Regions from separate parts of the Homo sapiens genome. Here region 2 is linked to region 1. A link is a contact called in ENCODE Hi-C or POLR2A ChIA-PET data. All regions are on one chromosome and are shown on one strand. Each heading gives the region's core, a stretch centred on a gene start or an enhancer-like site at or near the end of the contact. The rest is flanking DNA. Distances are from core to core; before and after follow the strand shown. Region 1 holds the start of MIR142HG (MIR142 host genes). Region 2 holds the start of LIMD2 (LIM domain containing 2).

Region 1 (4,864 bases), core at 1,667-4,166:
TACTGAACCCTAGAGCCCCTGACTGTGGGCTCCACCCAGGCAAGAGCCAATGGAACTGGAGGTAGGGGGTGCATGGGGAGGAGTGGACATCTTCACTTCCCTAAAGCAGTGTGTAGGTCAACACGCACGCCACTGCATGATGTGTTGCTGTTTAGGTCAGAGTATATATGCATGCCATTATGCGCATGCGTGTGTATAGTATGCATCTATAGAATAGACATTATCTATTTCTGTATATGTGAAGGGGCCATTGTGTGTATATATGTGTGTGCTATTATGTGTCTATGAGTCACATAATAAAACGTAACAAAAACACATTGGGTGTATCTGTATGTATGTTTCTGTGTCATTGCATCTATGTTTGTTTGCCACTGTGTCTATGTGTGTGCTGTTATGTGCATGGGAGGCTATCATTGCATGAGTTTATAAATTACAACACATCATGATATATATAGATATGGATGCTACTATATGGCACAATGTAGTAATTGATTACACAATATATGACATGCTCATATCGTCATGTAAATATGCATAATGACATGGTTTGATTTATATATATATATCACCATGTATCTATGTATTCTATATTTATCATGATATATGAACATGTCTCTATCTATGTATGTGTATGGAGCCACCGTGTTTATTATGCAAATGTCACTGTATGTGTGTGCTCTTCTATGTGTAAGACACGCCCTATGTTTCTATCATTGCATGTGTGTACTACTGAATATGTATGTGCCCTGGGTGTGTGTAATCCCTGTGTGTGTCATGCCAGTCATGTCACATGTGTCTGTGTGTGTGTTACTGGCACACTGAATGGGGCCTCTGTGTGTAAATGCATTTGCATCTCAGTGTGTGCTTTGTATATGAGTGTCTGTGCCCTTGTCTAAGATGCTGTGTATGTGCCACAGTGGATTTTGCCCAATTTTTATATGACCTAGGACCCCCTAGACTTTCTTAGATTAAAACTGGATGTAGGCAGCTTTCAGTTTGGGTATGTAGGGGGGCAGGATAGGGCCAGAGCTAGGGTAGAAGGTGAGAGGATGCCTTACATCCCTGCCCCTTTCTGCAGATGGCCCAGGCCCTTCTCTCCTCCGGCTGTGGCCTGGCCAGGCCCAGAGCCCTCTTCTGATCTCATAGGCAGGGCCAAACCCGTATCTTCTGGAGGAGCGACAGAGGTTCTCCCTCCCAGCCCTTCTGTGCGCCCATACTGTCCATGTGCCTGCCGCCCGCATTCAGCTCCCCACCCCAGCAACAGAGTCTCAGACAAAAGAGAAGCACAGTCCAGTCTTTATTAGCATTGGGTCCCTGGTCCCACCACCCATTCCCCTCCACGTACCATCCCTTCCCACCCCTTCCTCGTCCTTGACGCTGCGGCTGCATCAGGGTTCCACATGTCCAGCCCTCCCCGCCCCCAAAGACTGCAGGGCAGCAGAGGAGCTGCTGTGGCCTTTCCCCAGCTGTCCGGAACCAGGAAGGGCAGGAAAGCCATGGAGGCCTTTCAGGCATCTGGGCAGGGTAGGGAGGGGCCGTAAGGTGCTCACCTGTCACACGAGGTCCCCGAGCGCCGAGGAAGATGGTGGCGGGCAGCGGGCGGCAGCAGTGGCGTGATCTCCGAAGCCCACAGTACACTCATCCATAAAGTAGGAAACACTACACCCTCCAGTGCTGTTAGTAGTGCTTTCTACTTTATGGGTGACTGCACTGTCTGTCTGTCCGTCGGCGTGTACTCTTCAGGCTGCCCAGGCCTCCTGACTCCTGCTCCAAGAGCCCCCCAGCCCTCCTTGTGGCTTCCTAAGATCCCCCCAACCCTGCCAGGGCCCCCCGAGGGCCCGCCCTGGGCCTTGTGGGCGGTGACTCAGCATGGCGCCAGACTTGCCTCCTCTACCTCCCTCCCCCACTTCCTCTTCAGTTCCCTCTTCCCTTCCCCCTAAAGGCTCCACCCCATCCCCCCAGTTTCAGAGACACTCAGGTAGAGACTAGGGCCTCTGGAGGCCTCACCTTCAGTTCTGTGAACCCCTGGCTGGCCGCTTCCAGCCACGCTAGCCACCCTCCAGCGTCCAAATGAGGCAGCCACAGCTCCCCTGCCAAGGTCTTGGTCTCCAGTCCACCCCAACCGTGAGGTCCTGACTGCCCAGAGCCTCAGTCCCCACCCTTCAGCCTCCCCACCAGCCCAAGATCCTGACCCCCCAGGGCCTAAGTCCCCAGCCTCCCCAACAGCCCAGGGTCCTGACCCCCCAGGGCCTCAGGCCCTGGCCTCCCCACCAGCCCAAGGTCTTGAACACACCAGGGCCTCAATTCCCAGCCTCCCCACCAGCTCAAGGTCCTGACTCCCCCAGAGCCTCAGTCCCAGCCTCCATAGCAGCCCAAGGTCCTGACCCCCCAGGGCCTCAGTCCCCAGCCACTCCACCAGCCCCAAAGTCCTGACTCCCCAGAGCCTTGATTCTCGGCCTCCCCACCAGCCCAAAGTCCTGACTCCCTCACTGCCCTGCTGTTCCCCTGGCAGGAGCCCAAGGCTATCCCAACAAAAATGGTGGCCATGTTGGGCGGAGGAAGAGGCTGGCGCCCCTTGAGACACTGGTCCCACTTCTCAGCCTCTGCGTACCCTCTGCCATCCCCGCCTTACTCTCCAGCCCTCCTCCTTGGACACCTCTTTCCCCGCCTGGGGTCCCGGAGCCATTTTACCTTCCTTCACTAGAGAGGGTTTCAAGGCGCTTTGCCCTGAGCTTCCCGCATGGGGCTTGCACCCAAGCTCCTCGACACCCCCAACGCGCCTCCACCCAGACCAGCAGCCCAAGCCCCTAGAGGCCCCGAGCTGAGGAGCCCCAGTTGGGGCAGCAGTGAAGGTCCGGATCCTTACCTGAGGCTGCAGGGCGGAGGAGAGCTCGCCCTGTGCTCCAGGCTCCGAAGTGGGGTTCCCTTCAGGGAGGGCAGGGCTTATAACCCCGAGGCCACGTGGGCCAGATCTCAGGGCGCCCAACGGTCTCAGAGCGCGCCCCGCCCCCGCCCGCAGGGGATGAGCGCCCTCCCTCCCTCCCTCCCTGGGGAGGACAGACTGACAGGAAACAGAAGGGGGTGGGCCCGCGGGAGGGCTGGGGACCCTCTCTCATGCCCTGGGCAGGTGGCTTCCGGCCCCAGCTGCCCTTCCCCCCGTGGCACCAGCTCCAAGGGATGGCTCAAGAGCCTGGGACTGACTCAGGGCATTGAGGGTGACCCCAGAAGACCAGGGCTCCTCGACAGGGCCCTCGGTGAGTGCCCAAAACGGGGAGTCCAGAATTCCAGCACAAGAAAAGGACCTTCTCTCTGAGCCCCACCGCTGCTGACCTCAGCCCAGAAAACTCCCTTCCCTTCCCAACACTCAGGCCAGGCCCTGGCTCCTCTGCGTGTGCTCCCGAGGGCCATGGAGGTGCTGATGCATGAAGGGCGTCCATGGAGACTGTTGTCCTCAGCACCCCACAAAGCCACCCCTCCTGCAGCCTCAGCCTGCAGGGCACAGTGCGGGGGACACTCTCAGGCCCGGTGGACTGATGGCACTAGGCTAGGTGTTCACGCTCTCTTTGGGACCTGTGGGGACAAGAGGGCAGGGCAGAGCTGGGTGAGGATCAGGTCCTAAGGTGGGGCACAGGTGCTATGCGGAGAGAAGGGGGCTTGGAGGAGTGGCGGGAAAGAGGCTCGAGGGAAGGTTCTGGCGGCCACCGGATGTGGGCATGGGGCCCACCCACCTGCATGCCACCCCCGATTTCCCCATGGGGAAGGCAGGAAGCTGCCCAGCCCAGGGCCCCTGGCTGGGGGAGGGGAGTAGGGTGTGGGGGTGGGCAGGGGACAGCGTCGGCTGAGCCCAGCCCATACCATCTTCCCCCAGCGTTCTCCAAGCCTCTCCATGGGCTTGGCTCTGGAAGCAAGAGGAATGGGTTTGGGGAGGTAGGAGCGGTAGAGAGAAAACCACCCAGTGACTCCTTCCCAGAAGGCCATGGACCTCTTCTCTGGGTCCTCCGTTTAGGCCCACACAGACCTTAGGGAGCTGTCAGATTCAGGGCCTAGAAGAGGACTGGCATGGGGGCAGTGGGGAGGGAGATGGCCCCACATCCTTCCCTCCAGGAAGGGGGTCCTTCAACCTGGAAAGTTGCCCCATTCCCAGGTCCCTAAAATGGGACAGAGAAAGGGGGAATGGGGCCTTTCACCCCCTTGAGTCTAAAGAGAAAGTGGTGAGGAGGGTTGCCTTGCAGGGCCAGCTGGCCAGAAATGGGGCGATACTCCTTTAAGAGACCACCGCTGCCTCTGACCTGGGTGGAGGGGAAGTGGCTGCCCCAGGCGATAAGAGGATAAGAATATCAAAGTTGTGCAGTAACCTGGGTTCCTGGACCCCCATTCTTCAGGGCTCCTCCCCTGAGAGCATCTTACCTCCTACTCCTGCTTATGATGCCTCCATAGCCCTCACTTCAGAGGCGTCCTGTCCCCACAAAAGAGAGTCACAGAATGGGACCCAGGAGCCCGGCTTCTGGGCCCAGCTATGCCATAGACCCCTCAGCATGTGACCTGTGGCGAGTCAGAGCTGAGGTTCCAAGGGACACACATGGCTCCAACAGTCTCCAATCTAGCCCTTCTCCTGTCCTGAGCAGGGTGAGGTGTCCCTGCTGCCTGTTGTCTTGTGACAACAGAGGCTGATTTTCTCTGTACAACCTCAATGCCTAAAGACCACCAATAGTTTTTATTTTTATTTATCTATTTTCTTTTTTTGAGAAGAGAGCTTAGGGCCCAGCTTCTCTGTCAACGGAGCTTCTGGGGTCAGGGGGTTTCTGGATAGTCTAGGCCCTCTGCTGGTTCCCATCCCGAGGCTGGGGCTAAAGAAGGATGGAAT
Region 2 (4,279 bases), core at 143-2,642, 5.4 Mb after region 1:
GTCAGGTCAGGTCAGGTCGGGGCTGGGTTGGCAGGCGAGGCGGGGGCGGGCAGGGCAGGGGCGCACCTGAGCTTGGTGTGACAGTGCTTGCAGCAGAAGCAAGAGTTGTGGAAAATGAGCTTGTCGGCCACCAGCCGCTCCATGGGGTACACGGTCTTCTGGCAGGCGGCGCAGGTCTCCTTCACCTGGGCCCGCAGGCTGAAGGACTGTGCGGGAAGCTCAGCCAGGTGCTGCCCCAGTGCTCATCCCGCTCCCTCACACCCCTCCTCCCGCACACCCGGCCCCAGGCCCCTACCTTGGAGCGCTGCACCGTGCTGCTGCCGCCGCCTTTGGCGTCCTGAGGGAGAGGGGCGGTCAGGGCAGGGGCAGCTCCGGGAGGCCCTGGATCAGGGCTGCAGCCATCAGCCCAAGGCCCAGGGGCGCGCCGCAGGGCACAAAGGGGGCCGGCAAACTCTGATGCCTCTCCCCTTCACCCCAGGCCAGGCTCCTGTCCGGGGGGCCCTCCCACCCAGCCGGGCACTTACATGAGAGGGGGTGGCCTGGGCGGCTCCTGCAGCCTGGAACATGGCTCGTTGGAGGTGGAAGCCTCGGGTGGAGAAGCGGCACCCGCTGGGTTCTGCAAGGGGAAGTCAGTCGGGAGGGCCCCGCCAGCCCGGCCCCAGCCTGCAGGGTGGGGGGTGTTGACAGGCAGGGGCTGGGGGGATTGCGGTTGGGACTTTCCCTAAGTCATTTCCTGTTGCTCTTGGTCTTGCCACTTCCGCCCCTCACCCACCTCCCCCACCCCTGCTCCCCAGGGGCCGGGGTCCCGAGTGGCACCGTCCCTCGGAAGAACAAAGTTAGCGGGAGCGGAGGGGCCGGGGGCTCCCGCGCAGCCGCCGTGTGCGTCCCGCGGGCTGGGACCGCTTGGGGTGAGGGGAGGTCGGGGCCGGCGGGGCCGCGATGAGAAGCCGCTGCCCCGACCTGACCCCGGCCCTCGCTGCCCTGCGCCGCGCCCGGGCGTCCAGGCCTAGGCTGCGCAGCCCCTGGACAGCGCCCGAGGTCCCCGCCCGCCCCGCCCCTCGGCCCCCGACCTGGCCCCGCGAGGACCGGACCCCAGACCCCGACGCCGCGAGCCCCGCCAGCGGGTCTCGGCTCCGCCCAGCCGGGGGCCGGCCCTGAAACGAGGACTCGAGCCTGTGCGCCCCGGGCGAGAGCGGCTCGCAGACTCGCCGGGACCCCACGGGCGGCCCTCACCCCACACCCCTCGGCGCCTCTCCCGGTTCCGGAGCCGGACGCGGCCCCTCCCCCCGCGGCTCTCACCAGGCCCGGCCTGGGCCGCGGGGCGGGATCGGTCTCCGGGGGCGCACGGGTACGAGGAGGGCGCGGGCGCGAGCTGCTGCCGCTACCAGTGGTCCCCGAGCCACCGCCGCCGCCACCGCCTTATCGCTGCACCGCCCCCGCCGGCCCCCGCCCCGCGCCCGCCCATTGGCTCCGCCGCGCCCGGAGCCGCCTTCGGGGCCCCGGCGCCGCCGCCGACCCCCCTCCGCGCTTTGTCTTCCCCTCGCCGCCGTCCCCGCCTTTGTCTGTCCCCCGCCCCGGCTCCGCGCTCCCGGCTCCGCAGCGCCCCGCGGGCCTCGCGCTCGCAGGCCTCGGGTACCGGCCGCGCCGTCTGCCCATCCCGACGGCGGCCCGGCGTGGGGAAGCAACGGTGGCAGGGACAGGATGGAAGGGCCGCGCTCCGCATCCTACTGGGAGGGGACGAGTTCAGGCTGCGGCGGCTGCGGTCGCGGGACACTGGGCGCTCCCGGCCTGGCTCCGGGATAACCGGGCGGGGCCTGGGCCATTCACTGCCTCGGTTTCCCCCGGTTGGCCTCGCGCGTAGGCGCCGGCGCCCCCATCCCCGCCCAGAGCTGTGGGGCCGCAGAGACCCAGCCGGGGCGACCCCGGAGCCTGGCCCGGGGTCCCTCGGGCGGCCGAGTCCTCCCGCCGCCAGGGGCCGCCCCCGCCCCTTTGCGGCCCACGAGGCTGGCGGCGGCGTCCGGGCACGCGGTCTCCAGGCCCGGCCGCGAGGCTGCGGGGAGGAGCCTGCACGAGGGCCCGGCAGCCCCGGCAGCCCCCCCAGCCCTCGGCGCCTCTGCAACCCTGCGACGGGCTGGGGAGGCCGGTATGCGTGGTTCCCGGAGCACCCGTCCCCCGAGGCTCCACGTACTCAAGCGTTTCTGGGGCGGAATTCTGTGGGCAGCAACGGGGGCCCCCTCTCCAACAAGCGCACCTCATTTCTCACGTGGGAGCCGCGGCCCAGAGAGCTGAGGTGACAGAGCTTGGGCCGCAGAGCTGCTCCCTCCCTGCAGCCGCACAGCAGGCCGGAGGCACAGCCGGCGAGAGACGGCCACTCGCTTTGGAGCGGCGGCGAGGCCGGCGCCTTCCCGGGCACCAGGGACTGCGTGGCTTGGCCGGAAATCAGGCTAGAAGCAGCTCCGGGAAGCACAGCCCTTAGCCCAGCGCCTTCCCACACTGTGGCAGGAATAGCACTGGCGGCCCACGCGCTTGTCAGGGAACAGAACAGCTCTCGCCCGACGCCTGGCAGGGGAGCAGGGAGGCTGCAGCTTCCCCAGCGACCAGCTGTTTCCCAGGCTGGCGGACTCCACGGACCGGCTCCGCGTCTCCTCTCCAGCCTTCTGTTCTCTCTAGAGGAAGATCTGCGTTTTGTCTGCACTGTGGGCCGACTCTCTAGTGGGGAGCGTCAGACCCTCTAAAGTGGCTGCCTCTCGGGAAAGCTTCCACACCTGTCATCAGATTCTCCAAAGGGGCTGTTTGATGCAAGAAACGGGAAGCCCCGGGGGTACTAGGAGCAGGGCTTGCTGCCATTGGGCATGGTGAGGCCCCGGCACCCTGCCCAGGACGGGCCTGTGGGCTGAGCTGCAGATGGGCATTGAGGATGCCCCAACAGCAAGGTGCAGAAGGCATCCAGAAGCAAAGGAAACTGATGACCAGCGTCAAAAACAAACAAAAAAAGGGAACTTGGCTCGGCGGTGGCTCACGCCTGTAGTCCCAGCACTTTGGGAGGCAGAGACAGGTGGATCACGAGGTCAGAAGTCCAAGACCAGCCTGGCCAACATGGTGAAATCCCGTCTCTACTAAAAATACAAAAATTATCCAGGCGTGGTGGTGTGTGCCTGTAATCCTAGCTACTCGGGAGGCTGAGGCAGAAGAATCGCTTGAACCCGGGAGGTGGAGCCTACAGTGAGTCAACATGAAGCCAGTGCACGCCAGCCTGGGCGACAGACTCTGTGTTTGTGTGTGTGTGGGGGGGGGAGGGCGGGGCGAGGCGAAGGGAACTTGAGGTTTAAAGCAGGGGGAGGAGGGCCGGAAATGCTCCCCGCCGCCCCCGACACTCACTCGCCCCAGGCCCCATCCTAGCCCAGGGTCAGTGTCATTCCCTTCACCTTAGCCTCTCACTGCCCAAAGAGGCTTACTTTTCTTCTTTAAACTGCTGTTAAAATTTGGGAGGAAACGGAAAGCAAGGGCACCTGATGGTTCAGTGCAGCTTCAGGTTAGAGGGGCATTTGAGGTGCCTGAGCTGGGGGAGGGCCTTCCCCCTGAGGGACTGGGAGAAGGGTAAGCCATGTGCCCTGGAAGCACTGCAGGGAGCCTCAGATTTGCACCCCCTGGCTCACACTCGCTGGCGCCAGCCAGCATGGCAGGGATGGGCGGGGCTGGTTCTTAGGTTTCCTGCTCTTTGGGTGCTAGCACCCAGGGTAAGGAGACACCCATGTCCGGTTGCAAGACAAACCCTTCTACCTCCTTTCCTGCCAAAGGCCACCAGCATCCTCTGCCTCAATCTCAATCTTTGGAACTTTTTAGCTCCAAAGTGGTTTGATGACCACAGGCTAAAATTCATAGTCTTAAAATTTTAGATAGTTAAGAGACAGATCTGTTACAGGTTTTCAAATAAACTGGTCTATCTAGTGTAAGAGGTCACTGCTGAGCTTCAGTGAGCACCCATGGGCCTGCTCTTGGATGGTGGGACAGCTCTCACCTGGGGCAGCACGGCCATCCCTGCAAGCACACACACCAGGAAGCAGCCTGTAGCCCCTGAGCTGACGCAGACACAATGCCATTCTCCAGCAGCGTCTCTGAAAATTTTAATTTGTTCTGACAACGAAACTAACACAGCATAAGGACTTAAGCCCTCAAGCTAGGCAAGACACTGATGGCCCTTGGAGAAAGCACCAGGGCAGCTGGCAGGAGGCGCTAAGATGGATTCTTGGTGGGAAAGGAATGAGGCACACACATAAAC

The links. A loop is a pair of places that touch in the nucleus more often than their neighbours do. ChIA-PET counts read pairs that join two places held with the same protein, here RNA polymerase II (POLR2A). Pooled maps may share reads with other maps.
Region 2: a map with no recorded cell type shows a loop between it and region 1 (11-fold over the local background). The contact joins the promoter of LIMD2 here to the promoter of MIR142HG in region 1. A Hi-C loop is called at or near these places in 1 of 37 single-sample maps with no recorded cell type and 8 of 50 pooled maps. POLR2A ChIA-PET finds 5 or more read pairs at or near these places in 2 of 52 experiments (CD4-positive, alpha-beta memory T cell and activated B cell).

What each region holds. Positions count from the first base shown.
Region 1 is chr17:58,329,604-58,334,467 of GRCh38, forward strand. MIR142HG (MIR142 host genes) reads right to left here and starts at 2,917. Exons shown (of 1, transcript NR_186557.1): 1 at 1,285-2,917. The region is part of intron 2 of TSPOAP1-AS1 (TSPOAP1, SUPT4H1 and RNF43 antisense RNA 1); the gene reads left to right. MIR142 (microRNA 142) reads right to left here and starts at 1,715; the gene lies at 1,629-1,715. RefSeq lists enhancers at 1-14, 1,805-1,944, 2,745-2,814, 3,315-3,384, 3,975-4,064 and 1 more and a silencer at 2,925-3,234.
Region 2 is chr17:63,698,733-63,703,011 of GRCh38, forward strand. LIMD2 (LIM domain containing 2) reads right to left here and starts at 1,393. Exons shown (of 5, transcript NM_030576.4): 1 at 1,300-1,393; 2 at 525-616; 3 at 296-337; 4 at 67-206. The coding sequence starts at 566. It overlaps LOC729683 (a long non-coding RNA gene), which reads left to right and starts at 1,606. Exons shown (of 1, transcript NR_046273.1): 1 at 1,606-3,953. It overlaps STRADA (STE20 related adaptor alpha), which reads right to left. Exons shown (of 13, transcript NM_001003787.4): 13 at 4,100-4,279. RefSeq lists silencers at 272-501, 592-1,051, 1,142-2,101, 3,292-3,371 and enhancers at 1,806-2,391, 2,392-2,976, 2,772-2,871.